2 separate regions of the Mus musculus genome follow, and region 1 is linked to region 2. The links are chromatin loops, found by intact Hi-C in ENCODE. Cell type or tissue: left cerebral cortex. All regions are shown on one strand.

Region 1 (8,000 bases), 220 kb after region 2:
TCTGTGCCTGTCCAGGCCTTAGACTTTGTATTTTCTGATTTTTGTTTTCTTGTTGTGACCTTCTTATTGTTGTTGTTTTCATTCCCACCTAAAGGAGAAATGTGACTCTGGCAGGGCATGGTCAATGCAGAGCACCTTTTCTATAGGACAGCTCAAAGAAAGAGGAGCCTTTCAAAGGAACTATTGAACTCACTTAAGGTACCGGCTATGGAAGGGAGCATGGCAGATGCTGTATGGAAATGGTCTGTAAAACTTTTCTTCTAATCAATGAAGCATATGGCATGATTTTTCTCTCCCTTTCTTATTCTCTCAAACCCTTTCTAGTTTCTAAGAGACTACTTCTTCACAATCCTCCGCCCCCCACTTTTTTTTTAAATCTCGGAATATATGACCTTTATAAAACAATTCAATCATTAATATCTATTAATATTTGTTACAGTTTCCCTCTAACGTGGAACAGTTCGTTGTGAAGAGGCTCTCAGTTAACATTCTATCTGTGCTCTTAAGTGTGCGAGTTTGTACAAGTGCCCTTTTGGAGGGCCAACAATTCCAATAGAGTTTGTTTTGCTCTGTAAATCAGGTTTGGATTTGCACAGGGAAAGTAATGCCAAGCTGTCCAAAGAGCCCCGCTCAGGTCTCCTCCTACCCCTTTTCTTCCACCTCCTCATATGCTTCTCTTCAGGTACGAAACTGAGGAGTGCATAATGTGCAACCAAAATGGCACTAGTGTTAGTTTTCCTTTGAAAGCAGTGTATTTCTAGAACTCGCTTGTCTAAAGTAGTCAACGCCTCTGTGAAGACTCAGCATATTTGATATCTATTGTATTATAGCTAGCTATACACATAGGCAGATTGACTATTTTTTAGTCCTGGTTTGTGTATCATTGAGCTATAGTAATTTGTTTTATCCATTTGTGGGATTAAACAGTATTGTTTAATGGTTGTAAACTTTTTATAAAACCACTTTGGGTTCCTTGTTTGACCCAAACATAATGTAAGTCTCAATGACAAAATACACAGAGCCAACCTGAGGTGAGTGAAAATATAACCCTTCCCGTTTTGTCCGCCTCTATAATGCATGTGCAATGCTTTATACAATATTCTCACTCGCATGAATGTACTTATGACTTCATGAGGTTTTTATTTGTTTCACCTATAATTGTGATGAAAATGCTGTGTTGTTGACAACAATGAACTGTAAACCCATTTATTGCATAAACTTTGTCTACTAATCACTGATGGCTCTTTCTTTAAGAACATCAGCAACAAGTAATTGTACACACAGACATGCACATTCCAATTCGTTCCTGAAATACTAAGCATATATCCTTTGGAGTTACCTGGTTAAATAAACAGTGGGGAAACAGATCCCCAGCCCCCATCCCAGAGTTCACCTGAACTTTACCAAAGTCTTCTAATTTTTGTGCGTTCCTTGTGGTTTTATGGATCAAACTCAAAGTCTTACAAATGCTAGGTAAGCGTTCTACCACTGAAGTACATCTTCAACCCTTAGCTTTTTGATGAGGAAAAGCCATGCTATGTACTCTAGACTGGCTTTGAACATCACATGCACGTGCGCGCACACACACACACAAAGTCTGTATACAGCCATGACCTCTCAGTTCTGATTTTGCCTTCCAAGAGCAGCTGGGACTATAGATGTGCTTGGAAAATTCACTTGGTTTTCTTTCCTTTTGAGACAAGATTTGTATATAGCCACTTATATAAAATTATATTTTACATATATATTTGTATATACATATATATTTGTATATAGCCACATATATAAAATATGGCATGTTTCAGAAAAACAGTTCATTCCCTAAATATTTATTGAGGACCTGTCATGTATCAGGCACTGTTCCACATTCTTAGGCAATAGCACCCAGTGTGGGATTCCAATGTTTTTGTTTTTCTTTTTTCCCAGAAAGCATTGTGTGTGTGTGTGTGTGTGTGTTTATAAAGTATATGGTGCATGCACGTGTGAGAGTATGCACCCACCTGTGTGTGCACATGTCGGGGCCAGGAAACCTCAAGGGTTTTCCATTATTGCTCTTCACCTTATTGCCCTGAGACAAGATATCCTACTAAACTGGAGTCTCAGCATTTTGGCTAAGCGGTCTGCCCAGACAGCTCTTAGAATGCAGCTGTCTGCCATTGCCTCCAGTGCTGGGATACAGCCGTGCCTGGACTCTTATGCAGGCACTGGGGATTCAAACTCAGGTCCTCAAGCACTCTTATCTACTGAGCCATTTTCCCAGATCCTGAAAAGCCATTTTCTAATCTCTCCTGTTACATATGAGGTAAATATCCTGCAGATTATGGCAAGGTTGTTTCAGTTAAGTACTGGAGTATGCCTGGAACCTGTGTCTTTCAGCATCCCAAACTCCACCTTGTAACAAAATAATCACATCTTGTTGAAGTTATAGTTCTGTTTTTTCCTCCCAACCCCACATTCCCAGAAATAAGATTCAAACTCAAAATATATTTACAAATATCTTGGCCATATAGCTAGGCTCTTCTCTTACTAGACTGTAACTAAAATGGCCCTGTTTTAACCTACATTCTACCACACGACTGCTTACCATGCTCAGGTACCTTATGTCCCTCTCCTCACACTTGCCCAGGCAGATCTTCCTGAGCCTGGCTCTAACCCAGAATCCTTTCTCCTCCCAGATGTTCCACCTTCCACTTCCTGCCTAAACCATAAGCCATAGGCCATAGGCTTTTTAATTGACAAGTGATGTATCCATACAGATCAGCATAACATCTATGTCAAAACCATACATTGTGACCTATTCCCAACCTTTTTGATTCATGTCAGGAGTGTCTAATTAGTTGCACTTCTAATATGAACCCAGATGATGTTCAAGAAAATACTGATCTACCAACCTAGCAACTGCTTTTTGGCCCCAGGTCAGTTACCTCTCATTTGTCTGTCTCAGTATCTCCATGCACTTAAAAAGCAGGCGACTAATCCAGGCAGTGGTGGTGCACGACATTAATCCCAGGACTTAGCGCCAGAAAAATCTGAGTTGGAGGCCAGTCTGGTCTACAGAGTGAATGCAGGACAGCCAAGAGCTCAGTTACACAGGGAAACGATCTCAAAAAAAATAGTTGGGGACTAGATTAGGGGTAAGGAAATCTGGAAAAAATAGGTAAAAAGTGTACATATATTGCGCGTGGGGGTGGATGTAGGGGCTACCATACCAGAACTATTATTTTCAAAAGTGTTTTCTAGTGGAAAAACTAATCTTTAAAAAGCAGTCTCATCTAAGTTCCCCAAACATGCAGTAAAGAACTCCTCTCAGGTAGACTAGAACTGAAAGCTTACTGGCACCATCCCACCAGACCACAATATATGAATCCTCATATTTCCAAGTTCCTTCTCCCGGTTTAATCTAGAAGTTCATTGAGAATCTTTCCAGCCTCAACTCTCCAATATGCCAGCAAACCTTTCTCATCGTGGGAAGAGAAGCACTGGGAAAAATCCTTTGTCTAACACAATGCACAGCTTGCTTTGTCAACACCTGCTTGGCTACATGGGAAGAGTCTGTTGTGCTGATGGATTCATGGAATTCTGACATCACTAAGGTAGTTCTTAAAGCTCCAAAGCCCACTGCAGGAATATATTGTGTCTTTTCTAGGCCAAAGGACAGAGAATGACAAAGTGTGACATATTTTAGCTTTCAATTCCAGTTTCTTGCTCACTAATAACTGGATATTCCTCCCTCTCCCTAGCTCCCGTCCTCACACAGCCCCAAGCCTCAGGTGTTCACCAGGCTCGACAGCCAGCTATGCCTCTTCTCTGGGCCCTGATGCCTTTACGTTGGCTTGCCCACATTACAGGGGAGCGGGATACTGAAATAAGTTTAAGGAGCCAGGCAGAAGATATACCTACAGTCTAGCTAGGAGAGAATCAGAATTGGTATACTTCAAAGGTCTCAGGATCCAACTTCTACTCAAGAGCCTTGTTACCATCTCACCATCTTTAGAATAGCCACATAGTAAAGGAAGAATTACACTGCCTTACCCCAACTTACACATCCCTCATCTCACAAACACCATGACAAAAATCTGTTTATTATTTTTCAAAACACAACAGAAAACGGGGGAAAAATCATTCAGATTTCCATTGTGGTAAAAAGCTGAATTAATAAGGCTGATCTGTCTCTCAGGTTGTCCAGTCTGTACCATGGGTGGATTCTGGACTGAGCTGTGCCAATGGCAGAGCTACATGGACACTGGCATCAGGACAGCCATCAGAAGAGCTGCAGGCCAGCTTTGAGCCCATGCATTTGTCCTTGGTTCCAGAGAAGGCCCTCCATGTTGCCGCTGCTGCTGCTACTGCTAGAGTTGGTATTGCTGCCACCACAACATAGGCTCAGAGTGCTGCAGAGAGAATGGGCAGTTGGTCAGGGACAGGGACAGCTCTAAACTCTGCAGGAGCTAAGGGAACTTGGCATGTATGTGCCTGTGGGAAGGGCCAACCTCCCGCCTGTCTTTATAAAGAAGAGCCAGGAGCTACTCTAACAAGTGATTTCAGATGAGAACCAGGGTGTGGCTCTGCCCCCAGCCTGCCCCCCCTCAAACCTTGAAGGGTGGAACTAAAATGAAGCATTATGCAGAACTGCAGTATAGAAACTAGGCTTGTAGAGCGGGGCCTCTAGAAAGTCCTACCCACGAAAATAAAGAGGCTGCCTCAGCAGGGCCTCTTTCCAAGGCCTAGAGCTTAGGGGCCCAAAGAAGACTTGGCTGGATCCCTCCCACATCTAATAACTAGTTAACAGCTCAAGGTGAGGCTTGGGATATAGAGATAAGATGTCCCAACCCCACTCCATATTTTAAGACTGCTTGAAGTACCCTCTGTCTCTAACCTGACTCAAATACACTCATGTCCCTGCTTCCTGTAGGTCAAAGGACTTTCCAACTAGATGTTCACTCACTCAGGCAGATGTATAGTTATACTACTGTAGTGGAAAAATGCTTAGAAGCACTCTAGTCCCACCCATTCCCATCACCCATAACTTCACAAACAAGGAAACGGAGATCCAGAGTTGAGTAAGAAATTATTTGCCCAAAGTCACATAGCCAAGTCAAGGGTGAGGCTGAGAAAAGAATTAAGGGTGGGCATTTCATCTGTCAACTACTAACGGCAGAGGGCTGACAAGCTGCGACAAGTCACCCGCTCTACCAGCAACACTTCCCCTTTATATCCGGGCACTCACTGGGCCAAGCTATGGTCAGGTTAGCTGGAAGAGAATGGAGCCTCTAACAATGAAATCTTGGAACAGTAACTTATTCACCTGAGGTAATTGTAATCTCTGAGGTTTACTGCCTCCATCTGCTAATCTAGGCCTAGTCCTAGAAGCTTCCAGCCTCGAAACAATCTTAGCTAGGCCTGGGATGTTTTCGGCCTCTGAGACTTACTGCTAAATCAGCTCCCCCTTTCTAGGGCTTTCTGAGCTCTGGCTGGCTGGTCAACTCAGCTGTTCTGGCTCAAAACTCCTCTCCATGCTGACTGATTCAATCTGGCTTCTCTCTAGACCTCTCCTGAATTCCTCTGCGTGGCCTCAAACTAACTCTAGCAATCTGTTCCAATCTTCTGGATCCTTCTCATTCTCTGGCTCAGTTTGTCTTTATGAAGGGTTAAAGGTGTGTGCTAATGGCTGAGCCGTACCACAACTAGAAACAGTTTTCTCAATACAATCTCAGGATTAACAGTGTGATCAAATATCCTGCAATACAATTCTACTTGTAACTGGCTTCCACAGCTACGTCCTTTATTCACCTGAGTCGAGGACACTTGGCTTCTAAAGCCTTCTCCCAGAAGGTTCGTGTACAAGGGAGTTCAGGTCATCTCTAGGGAATAAGCAAGCAGAACAGGAACGGACTCTCAATTCCAATGGCCTACAGACCAGGGCACGCACACACTTGCACACAAACTGCTCTCAACCTGGAAGGGATGTCAAATCATCTGTGTGGCGACTTCATCACCTCTCTACACTAGGGTAAAGAAATTCTAAGAGGCACTGGCTTATTTTCCCCACTTTGTTTCTTATTCAGAAGGTAGCAATCAAAGAGGTGAGAAATCCCACTGCCACAGGTACTCACCTACTTTTGGACTTCTGGGGTTCTAGCCGGTGCTCTATTACAGGTTGGTCCAAAAGATACATGGTGTCATAATTATCCAGCATAAGCTCTGCTGGGTCCTCAGTCTGGCCTGGTAGCCGGCCTAGAGGGAATGTACCCCATCGCACATCTTCTGTAGAACAGAGGAGAAAAGTCAAAATTATACTCACATTCAAAATTACACTCAGATTCCATCTTACCTCAGTCAGAATGGCAGAGATTACGAAAAGCAATAACAATAAATAAATGCTGGTAAGGATATAGAAAGGGAACTCTGATACGCTGCTGATAGGAATGTAAACCAGCCCAGCCACTGTAGAAGTCAGGATACAGGTTTCTCAAAACAAACAAACAAAAACCCCCAAACTCAGAGTACCTTTCTACCCAGGTAGACCACTCAAGAGTATTTACCCAAAGGACTCTATAATCAACACATCACACAAATATTTGCACATCAGTGCCTTATACAGCATTACTCATAGTAGATAAGTCATGGAACCAACATAGATATCCAAGAACAGAGGTGTGACTAATGAAAATGTGATATACATAAAAATCAAAGGTTTTTTTCAGCTCTTAGAAAGAAAATGGATGCAGCTGCAGAAAATCATTAAGTCTGCCAAGTCTCAGAAAGGCAAATATCATGCTTTATCTCATTTATGCTTTCTAGATCTTATAAAGATGCATATGTACTGTGTTAGGCATTAATGTAGAAATCTTAACTATCAAGGGAAATGAGGTGAACTAATGAATGAGGAGTTATGAAATGAGGATAAGGGGATATGGTGGGAATATGTTTAACATACAGTGTATACTTTCACGAAAACTTAAAAGATTAATTTTAAAATATCAAATAATGTTTACAGAAAAAAGTGGGTTGATAAGCTGGTTTTCCTACTAGTACACAGGCCCACCCCCATCTACCTACCCAGCCCTCTTAGCTAATTCAGCATGGGCTTTCTGCAGATCCCCTGGCTCTGTCCTCACTGGTACCACTTCTCAAAAACACCTCTTTGTACATCTTAGCACTTTGTACCTCTTAACCCTGGATACTTACACTATATACACATACACATAGCTAGACATATTTGTTCCTTCTTTCATTCATCTTAGGTAGATCGCCACATAAACATGGACATCTTCATATGTAGCAATGCATAAATTAATAGAAATCACAGAATTCTTACAGCATGCCTTCTCCATACCCACCAATACCGAGGATTCTGAGTGACTGAAATTGTTTATGCAGCTATACCCCCCTCCCCATAATGTGTTTGAATGCCATATTCTTTCTTAGTGGCCTTGTCCAAAGATACATACACACATACCTAAGGAAAGATACTGACTCAGGTAACATGCTCCCTAGACTCTGTACAAGGTTATCAGTCCCCCAAATGCACAGAAAGAACACCGCATATTCTACCCCACAAGGATATGCAGAAGAGCACACACATTCCATCCAATGAATGTCTCCTGCTCCACTTCCTGCCTCCTACAACTTATTTATAGGTGGAAACCCCAGATATCTTAATGTCATCATACATGTACACATGCACGCACGCACAGAGGGAGGGAAGAGAGGCACACACATGGATCTCATGGTTTTTAGTTGATTCTGCTTCCTCTTCAGAAAATATATACACTATGGCCTATTTGAGATTCTTTTCACAGCCCCAACTTTTCTCTTATACCCACATCTACCACCCCACCCCACAGACACAACTGTTCCCATACCAATTCCTCTCTTTTTTGCTATTTACAAAAACCCCAACTTCAGCCTTCCTTGCCCTAAGAGATTTTTTTTTGTCACTAAGTCATAATTTCCCTATCAGGTGTGGACAAACACACACACACACACACACAGTATGC
Region 2 (8,000 bases):
GTAATTCATATTATTGTTCCTCCTAAGAGGCTGCAAGCTCCTTCAGCTTCTTGTGTAGTTTCTCTAGCTCCTTCATTGGGGACCCTGTGCTCTGTCTAATGGATGCCTGTGAGCATCCACTTCTGTATTAGTCAGGCAGATTCTTATAGCCAAGCAGTGGATTGAGGTTGGGGATCCCCATGACTGAAGGAGCTGAGGATTGCAACCCCACAGGAAGAACAACAGTGTCAACTAACTGGGACCCCTCAGAGCTCCCAGAGACTGAGCAACCAACAAAGGAGCATACATGGGCTGGTCTGAGGTCCCTGGCATATGTGTAGCAAAGGACTGCCTTATTTGGCCTCATTGGGAGAGGATGCACTGCTTTATCCTCTGAAAACCTGATGCTCCAGGGAAGAGAGATGTTGGTGGGGTGAGGTAGGGATGGGTGGACATGTTGGGGAACACCCTCTCAGAGGAAGGGTGGGGGTGGGGTGAAGAACTAAGGGAGGGAGGACTAGGAAGGGGGAGACATTTAGAAAGTAAATAAATAATTCAATTAAAAAATAAGGGAAAAAGAATTCCTGCGAGTTTCATTGTTTTTTAAAGCTAAAGAATTAAATTTGGTAGTGAGTTTGAAAGGAAGCTAATAAAGTCACACATTTACAGTGAAGAATGGTTAAGGTTTAGAATGACAGCTAAGGACATTTTCTTGGGCAGAGACTTCCGTGACACTGGAAAAGGAAACTAAATATTTGGGGACATAAATTTGGGTCCAAAGGTCAGAGTGAGTTTCCTCAGAAGAGCTGGAATAAAAACAATCAACAGATGTGATGAACTATTACAAACACAGGGCTCAAATGGTTGGAATTCCAGGAACTACCCCAGTTTTGGAGACCCTTCACCTCACCTATCAAAATGAAATCATGTACACAATGAGATTGACCCTGAATATCTGGTAAGATTTGCCTTTGATATCTTATCATTCTGGTCTTCTTGAAAAGCTCTGTTGAGGAACTCTAACAAGAATCCTCATAGTCTTGGTGTTTGATCTTAGTCATTTTCCAGTCACTCACCTCTGTCTTGCTTCTTGGTCATATAGCCTCAGTTGCTCACGTCAGAATTGAGCCCATATCTCTGCCCTACTGCAATCCTCTACTGCAGTAGTCTTTCTTGAATAATTTCTCTTTTGTTGTTGCATTTTACCGTTTTTAAATGAGTAGCAGGATTTTTTCTTTAAAACTATAATTATCCCTCAGATAGAGAATTTTTCCCAAAATCTTTAATATGGCACACAGACATTGCACAATCTGTTTCAAATCTAGCTTGTCTGTACTCAACTCTATTACACAATTATTCTGTTCTGATCATAATATAGACAGAATATATTTAAGTCAAAACCTCTATGGCGGTTTGAGTGAGAATGTTCCTGTATGTTTGTGTATGGTGATGCTGTTTATGGAAATTTAGGAGGTGTAATCTTTATGGAGGAAGTATGTCACTGGAGGCGAGCATTGAAAAATTAAAAGACTCTATGGCACTTACACTTTCTCTGCTTCATGACTGTGGTTCAACATGTGACCTCTCAGACTGCTCCGCTAGCAGCCACACCTGCAGTTTGCTGTCATGCTTCCCTACCACCATAGATTCTAAACCCCAGGAACTGAATGCCCAAAATAAACTCCTCCCCCATAAATTTGTTTTGGTTATGTTATGGTGTTTTATCACACCATTAGAAAACTAATTAAAACACTCTCCTGCTTTTCACAGTCCACATCCTTTAGTTTCACTTTCACATACCTTTTAGTTTGCATGGAATTATGTCTTTTGACAATCTTCTATTCATCTGTTAACATGTAGAGCAGTGTTACCTCTAGCATAAATGTATATGTTTATGAGGAATTTCTTCTTAGTCACTTTGTACATCTACTGTGTCAACACAGGGTTTGTATATGAAGAAGGGTCATTGATTTGCAATTGTAAAGGTGAATAAAAAAGAAAGATGACTATTACTGCTTAGCTTTGTAGAGTACCTCATTAATGGACATAATGACCCTTTATATTTTCTCTAACATTGAAATTATTGATAAATGACTGCAGGTATTACAAATTCCCCATCTCTGGCATATTTACTCTTGTAAATGTGTATCTTCAAAGTTACTTTAGAACCTCATATTAAGCTGCAACCATCAGGAGTATGTGTGGTGTGACTCTGGAGATGTTTTACTATTCTTTTAGAATAAGTCAATTAGTTAAGCAAACATCTACCTCAAATCCCATCTTAAATTTCATCTTAAATTTGCAGTGACTTGAAGGCCAACCATCTGCATGTACTTTTTTGTGTTTATTCAATAAGAAAGTCTTCTTTCTTTACAAATGTGTATAGACACTTCTGTTTGTTGATAGGACTTACTTCTTTATCAATACAATAGATGCAGCTAGAGCATGTGACCAAAGGAAGGCAATTTAGTGTTTAGACACCACTGAAAATACAGTTTTTAAAATATTTACTGGCTCTCTGGTTGCCATAAAGTTTCATTTTAAATTTATAGTCCATTTGAAAATTATATCTTATTAACATTTTTAGGGCTTTGCAAAGGTTTTACATGGCATAGGCTTTTAAATAGTATCTAAAATGTATATTTCATTAGATTATCATTCAGTAGGGTATATTCTGTAAATATGCACATACTATTTATACATTGTATTATGTTCAGAATTAATTACATGTTTTTGTCTTATAATTACACATTACAGAAAAGTTAAGGCTGATTTTCAGAAGATCAATAGCCAGCAGAAAATGACACAAAATGTTTTATGTATAACCATTGTTTAAATGTCAGTTTTTAGTACTAGTCTTTTAACATTAATGAGTAGTTTTGGAAAGATCACTGGATGTTCATTAGTTCCTGGGCTCACACAGATTTCTTTTCCAGATGAAAATAGAAAATGTATGTAGGCATTTTATACACTTCAATCTGAGAATGTGTAAAACCTATCTACAGTTGGGTGACTAAGGTCTGGAATTAGAATGAAACCAGACTACTCTCGGAGGACTTTATTAAGCTAGAATGTTCAACTAGAGAGCAGGCACTTTGTCTTGTATTGTACAGAGTGATGAGCCATTGCAAATAGCTCCTTTTTTATTGAATGCTTACTCTGTGTCACAGTAGGTTATGTATGTTAAGTGCTTCACGTACTTTTTCTCTTCATCCTTATAAGTATTCAGAGTACTGTGTTTCTCATTTACAGTTGAAGAAACAGATTTAGAGAGGTTAGAAAAAGAACAGAAATACAAATTTGGCAGCAATTCCATTCTCCTGACCAGAGGCAAGTGAGAGTTGGGAGTTTTATAAAGATCACTCTGGTAAAGTACAAGAAAAGCCTGCAGGAAAACCATCCATAGTTCACATGCCTATCCAAGGATCTCATCCTAAGTCTCCAGGCCTCTCCATTTCAGAACATCTTGGACCTCTCCTCACGATTCTTTTACCCTGACGTTAGGGCCTGCCTAGGAAGTGGGGTTTTGTTCACTTTTTCTAGGTCGCAAACCAAACTCGTCCGAGATCAGACCGCGGCTCCAGTGGTCCCTGGCGGGGGTGGGGCGCATGCGCGCGGTTGCTAAGAAACGGCGATCCAGGCGCCGCGGTGGTAACTGCGCCGGGGCTGTGTGTGTAGGCAGCAGCGCCAGAGGAAGAGGAGCACGAGGATGCAGCTGCGACCGCGGCCCCAAGAGGGAGCAGCCACTGTTCTGTGGTCGCGGGGCCAAAGCAATTGGAATTAAGCCTGGGGGGTCCTGTTGCTGAGAGGACCGGGGCAGACGGTCCTGCCAGAAGCGCAGGCCTAGTATTCCGGGAGAGTTCGGTCTGCTGGGCGAAGGCCTGCCGCCTTTGCTTCCTCCTGGCCCTCCAAGTCGATGGTGGTGAAGTTGGTGGCCGCCAGGGGCACAAGCGCCAGGCTGGTTCTCTTGCACCCGGCGCTTATCTGGCCCTGCTTGAACAGCTGCGACGCCGCCTCCTCTCTTCCGCGGATCCCACCCTCAGCGGCGGGGGAGGGGGAAAGTTTTCCCCTCCGCAGGGGCTGCATGGTGCGAGGCGACAACAAGACCTTAGGAGAGTAGGGGTGAGTAGTGGCACCGCAGTCTCCTGGTGCTCAAGCTGTTTTCTGGTCTTAGGGTCTCTGGGGCCCCAGCAGGCCAATGAAGCTCTGCACTCTCATTCAGAAGCTTCTGACACCCTTCCTGCATCTGCTCGCGGGTAATTTCTTCCAGTTAGTTTTCCTTTTGAAAGCCGTCACTTTGTGATCTCAATCCTGGCTTCCAGAAACATAGTGTCAGTGATTAAGGCCTGGGGTTGCTTCTTAGATGCTGATGATTCTAAGTACAGTCGTGCACCTTCTTAGTCTCTGGTCTGGAAACAGATTCTTCTAGTGCCCTGTTCACATTTTACTCCTTGTTCTAACTGTGGCTCTGACTCTTGATCACGGGAGACAGCCTGACCTGACCTGAGGCTTGTCAAGAGCCCATCCTCCGCATTGCTGATGCTTCATGACGAAAGAATTGACCAGATAGCTTGAGTGGTACCTTACTTTGCAGTATTGTTTATACTCATGTGCAGTAGGCAAGCCATATGCCTAGCCCCTGATTCTTAGCATGTAAAGCTAGGCAGATATTAGTTATGTTAAATAATAGTGATAATAAGACAAAACTAGTGACATGTCCTATTTGACAACCAAAGTACCACCAAACTTGAGAAGTGGACAAAGTAAAATATTGACAATAGGGGAAACATTTTACAAAGTATTCTTCATCAAAAATGACTCACGTCTTCATTTAAAAATGTGTTGGTGAAACTTAGATACTCTTAATAAAAATAAAGATAGTTGTGACTTATTTGTTCTTCTTAAATTAGAGTATAAGGTATAGTTGAAAATAGTCAACTTCTCTCAAAAACATTTGGCCCAAGACACCCAAAGTGAGACTTTGGATACCATGATTAGATAAGGTTCTAAAGTTGCAAGGCGTTTTTCACAATTATTTTGAGGTGTGAGACTGTTACTTTAAAAGCAGATGTGAAAATTTACAGTTCCCAGTTGACCCTTTTCAAACGTGAACTCAATTTGAATTGATGTATAATTTTAATTGCAAGGTACTCCTGTGGGCTGACAACAAAAGATGGGTTCTTTTATTTCACTCTCTTCCATCCTGACAGTTTTAAGCCATTTCAGGTCTCTTATCTAAAAAGAAGTGGAGAAAAAGAAGCACATTGGTGGAAAAGCTAAATTTAGTTTTCGGTTACCTCTTTTAAGCTAGAGAACTTTAAAAAGTATATAGATGCTGTGTGTGATTAGGTAACTTTGGCTAGTGAATCTGTTAACACTTCCAGTTTCTTGATAGTTTTAGGGAAAATGTCTTATATGGATTGCTTTTGTGTTTGAGATGTTCCTGTGTTTAAAGTATAATACTAGGGGAAAAAATAGTTTTCTACCTCGATGTGAGTTATCTGCTATGCATTGGCAGACAGGCATGCTTCAGGAGCCTAGATTTCAAACTTAGAGGTCGTTTCTGTTTGCAAAAGGTCTTGATGAATTTTACTCCTAATTATTTGAAATACTATTACATCTAAAGGAAAAGAATTTGACAATAATGAATATGGTCAAGTAAGTACCACATAGCCTAGCATTCCCACAAACTGTCATAAACATATGGGAAAATGATATTTTGTTTTGCAAGTGCTGTTAAGGACTTGATCATTAAATTCTGGAATAAAGTTTGTTTTTGCTGGGTTTTATTTATTTTATTTTCAGAGATTTTTAATAAGTTTTCATTTTTTAGATTTTCACTCAGTGAACATCACTGTGGTAGGCAAGGAGAAGAGTAGATTAGACACAGGTTCCAGGGTCTGTTGGTGTTGCTTGAAGCAGAATATCTAGAAGCATGAGACACTGGATCTGGTTGCTGGTAACCAGTAATAGAAAAAATTTAAAAAGCCAACTGAAACAGTTCGAGGACTTCAATTGGGAGAGAAGCATACAGATAGGCTATATTAATCAAAACATAGAAAAGTACAGAAGAAGAGCTAAGGAAAAAAAAAATAAGAGTACAGGAAAATTACTGAAGTCTAGGGATTTCCTGAGAAGGCTTCATAGAAAAGTGACACTTTTTCTTCAAATTGTAGGCTTTGTTGGAAGGAGGAAACATTTATCATAAATTTATTAGATTAACTAAAGGAGAAAAGGATTATTTATAGCAGTTAACTTTCTTGACATGAGCAAACTTTTCTATGCTATATTTTAATTTAATAACAAATTAAATACTAATTACTTTATAATATACATGTTATACAAGTTAGTTTTAAAATAATCATCCTATTTTGGCACACATAAGAATGTTTTCTAAAAAGATACAAATAATTAAGTTCCCATACTTTATAAATGTACATATTTCACTGAATAGTAAATCACAGCTATAGTCAAAGTGTTTTATATAAAACTGGTACAATAAACACGACCTTGTATTATTAATATTCCCCAAAGGTTATTTCCAGATACATTCTATGAGCAAAATGAATTTTGATTGATTAGTTATATAACTTGGTTTATTATATACTACTGTGTACAATAAAGGGAAGGGCTGCATTATTATAGTCTTGAAATTAATACTGGTCAAAGTTCTAATATATTAATGTGTATGTTAATATTTAGCAAGTAACATATGTTTAAACTTCAATCAGAAATCTTTGTAAAACTTATTTTAGTGCATTTCTAATTTTTTTGCTACATTAAAAATTGGTTAACATGTTAACAGTCTCTAGGTTTTGGTCAGCTATTGTAAATTAATATTTTCATGCAGAAAAATAACAAACCACATAGCAATTACAAGATATCACTGATTTACTCTTAATTTCTTTTGCAAATTTTATTGCATTTGTAAAAATGCAATATGAATTCAGCAAAACTGTATTTTCATTATTAAAATACTATTTATTTTATTTTCTGTCTTTTATTTGTCAGACCACCACCATTACTACATCCTATCATAATAGACCACACATACTTGAAACCAAGGGTAAAGTTCCATCTTTAAATATTAAACAGCCATTTTAGACAACACATATTTTGTGATGGAACCTGAACATCATTTATCAAATGTGGTAGGGAAAGTTGTCATTTTGTATTATAAAACAGATAGGCCAGATAGCAATTGCTATAGAAATGAAGTAAAATGGATTATTTCAAGCTTTTAAAACCATTTTCTTAAGGAGACCTTCTACAATGGCAGACCTTGTTTATCTTCCTGGTCAGTCATCTGGAAGCAATTCCTCACAAAATTGGTTAACTTGCTTTCTACTTTGGAAAGAGAACCACCTTTTCCTATACATGCTTGCAGTCTTGCTTTAATGTTTATTGTAGAACTAAGTCCCTTTGATAGTTTAGGAAGAATTTTCTCCTCCTCCTCCTCCCCCCTCTTTCTACCTCCTTCTCCTTCTTATCATGGTGTTGATAGTTTTAAGTCTTTTCCATGCTGGTTTTAATTTTCTGCATTTTTAGTTGTTGTATCTTTTGGGGAAGGTGTTTCAAGACAGAGTCTGCAACCCTGACTGTCCTGGAACTCACTCTGTAGACCATGTTGGCCTGGAACTTAGATCCTCATGCTTCTGCCTCTCAGATGCTGGGCTTAAAGGCTTGCACCTCCAATGGCAGGCTAGTTGGAGAATCTTGTAGAGATTTCTTCTCTGGAACTTTGCCTCTTTGTAGTAGTTTGGTTTTGTCAACTTGGCACAATCTAGAGTAGTTTTTAAAGAGGGAACCTCAATTGAAAAAATGTCCCCACCAGATGAGCTTGTGGAGAGGTCTGTGGTGTATTTTCCTGATTGAAGATTGATATGGGAGGGCCCAGCCCATTGTGGGTGGTACCATCCCTATACTGGTAGTTCTGAGTGCTATGAGAAAGCAGGCTGAACGAGAATGGGAAGCAAGCCAGTAGGCAGCATTCCTTCATGACCTCTCTGCATCAGTTCCTG

Evidence for each region. Peaks named below come from ENCODE experiments on the same cell type or tissue, not always from the same donor. Only the 100,000 strongest peaks of a DNase experiment are listed, where the experiment ranks them.
Region 1: a loop joins it to region 2, with 2.0 times the contacts of the local background. A loop is called at or near these places in 1 of 42 quality-filtered maps.

Annotation. Positions count from the first base shown.
Region 1 is chrX:95,931,259-95,939,258 of GRCm38, forward strand. It overlaps Las1l (LAS1-like (S. cerevisiae)), which reads right to left. Exons shown (of 13, transcript NM_152822.3): 12 at 6,114-6,264; 13 at 4,055-4,391. The coding sequence ends at 4,262. It also overlaps a transcript of Zc3h12b not described here. Among named protein-coding and RNA genes, the nearest start is that of Las1l, 22 kb to the right of the region's middle. In left cerebral cortex, no CTCF peak of the experiment used is centred here; no DNase peak of the experiment used is centred here.
Region 2 is chrX:95,708,046-95,716,045 of GRCm38, forward strand. Zc3h12b (zinc finger CCCH-type containing 12B) reads left to right here and starts at 3,633. Exons shown (of 9, transcript NM_001034907.3): 1 at 3,633-4,101. In left cerebral cortex, CTCF peaks have their summits at 3,780 and 3,987; DNase peaks (open chromatin) are centred at 3,628, 3,950 and 4,343; H3K4me3 peaks cover 2,268 bases; H3K27ac peaks cover 892 bases.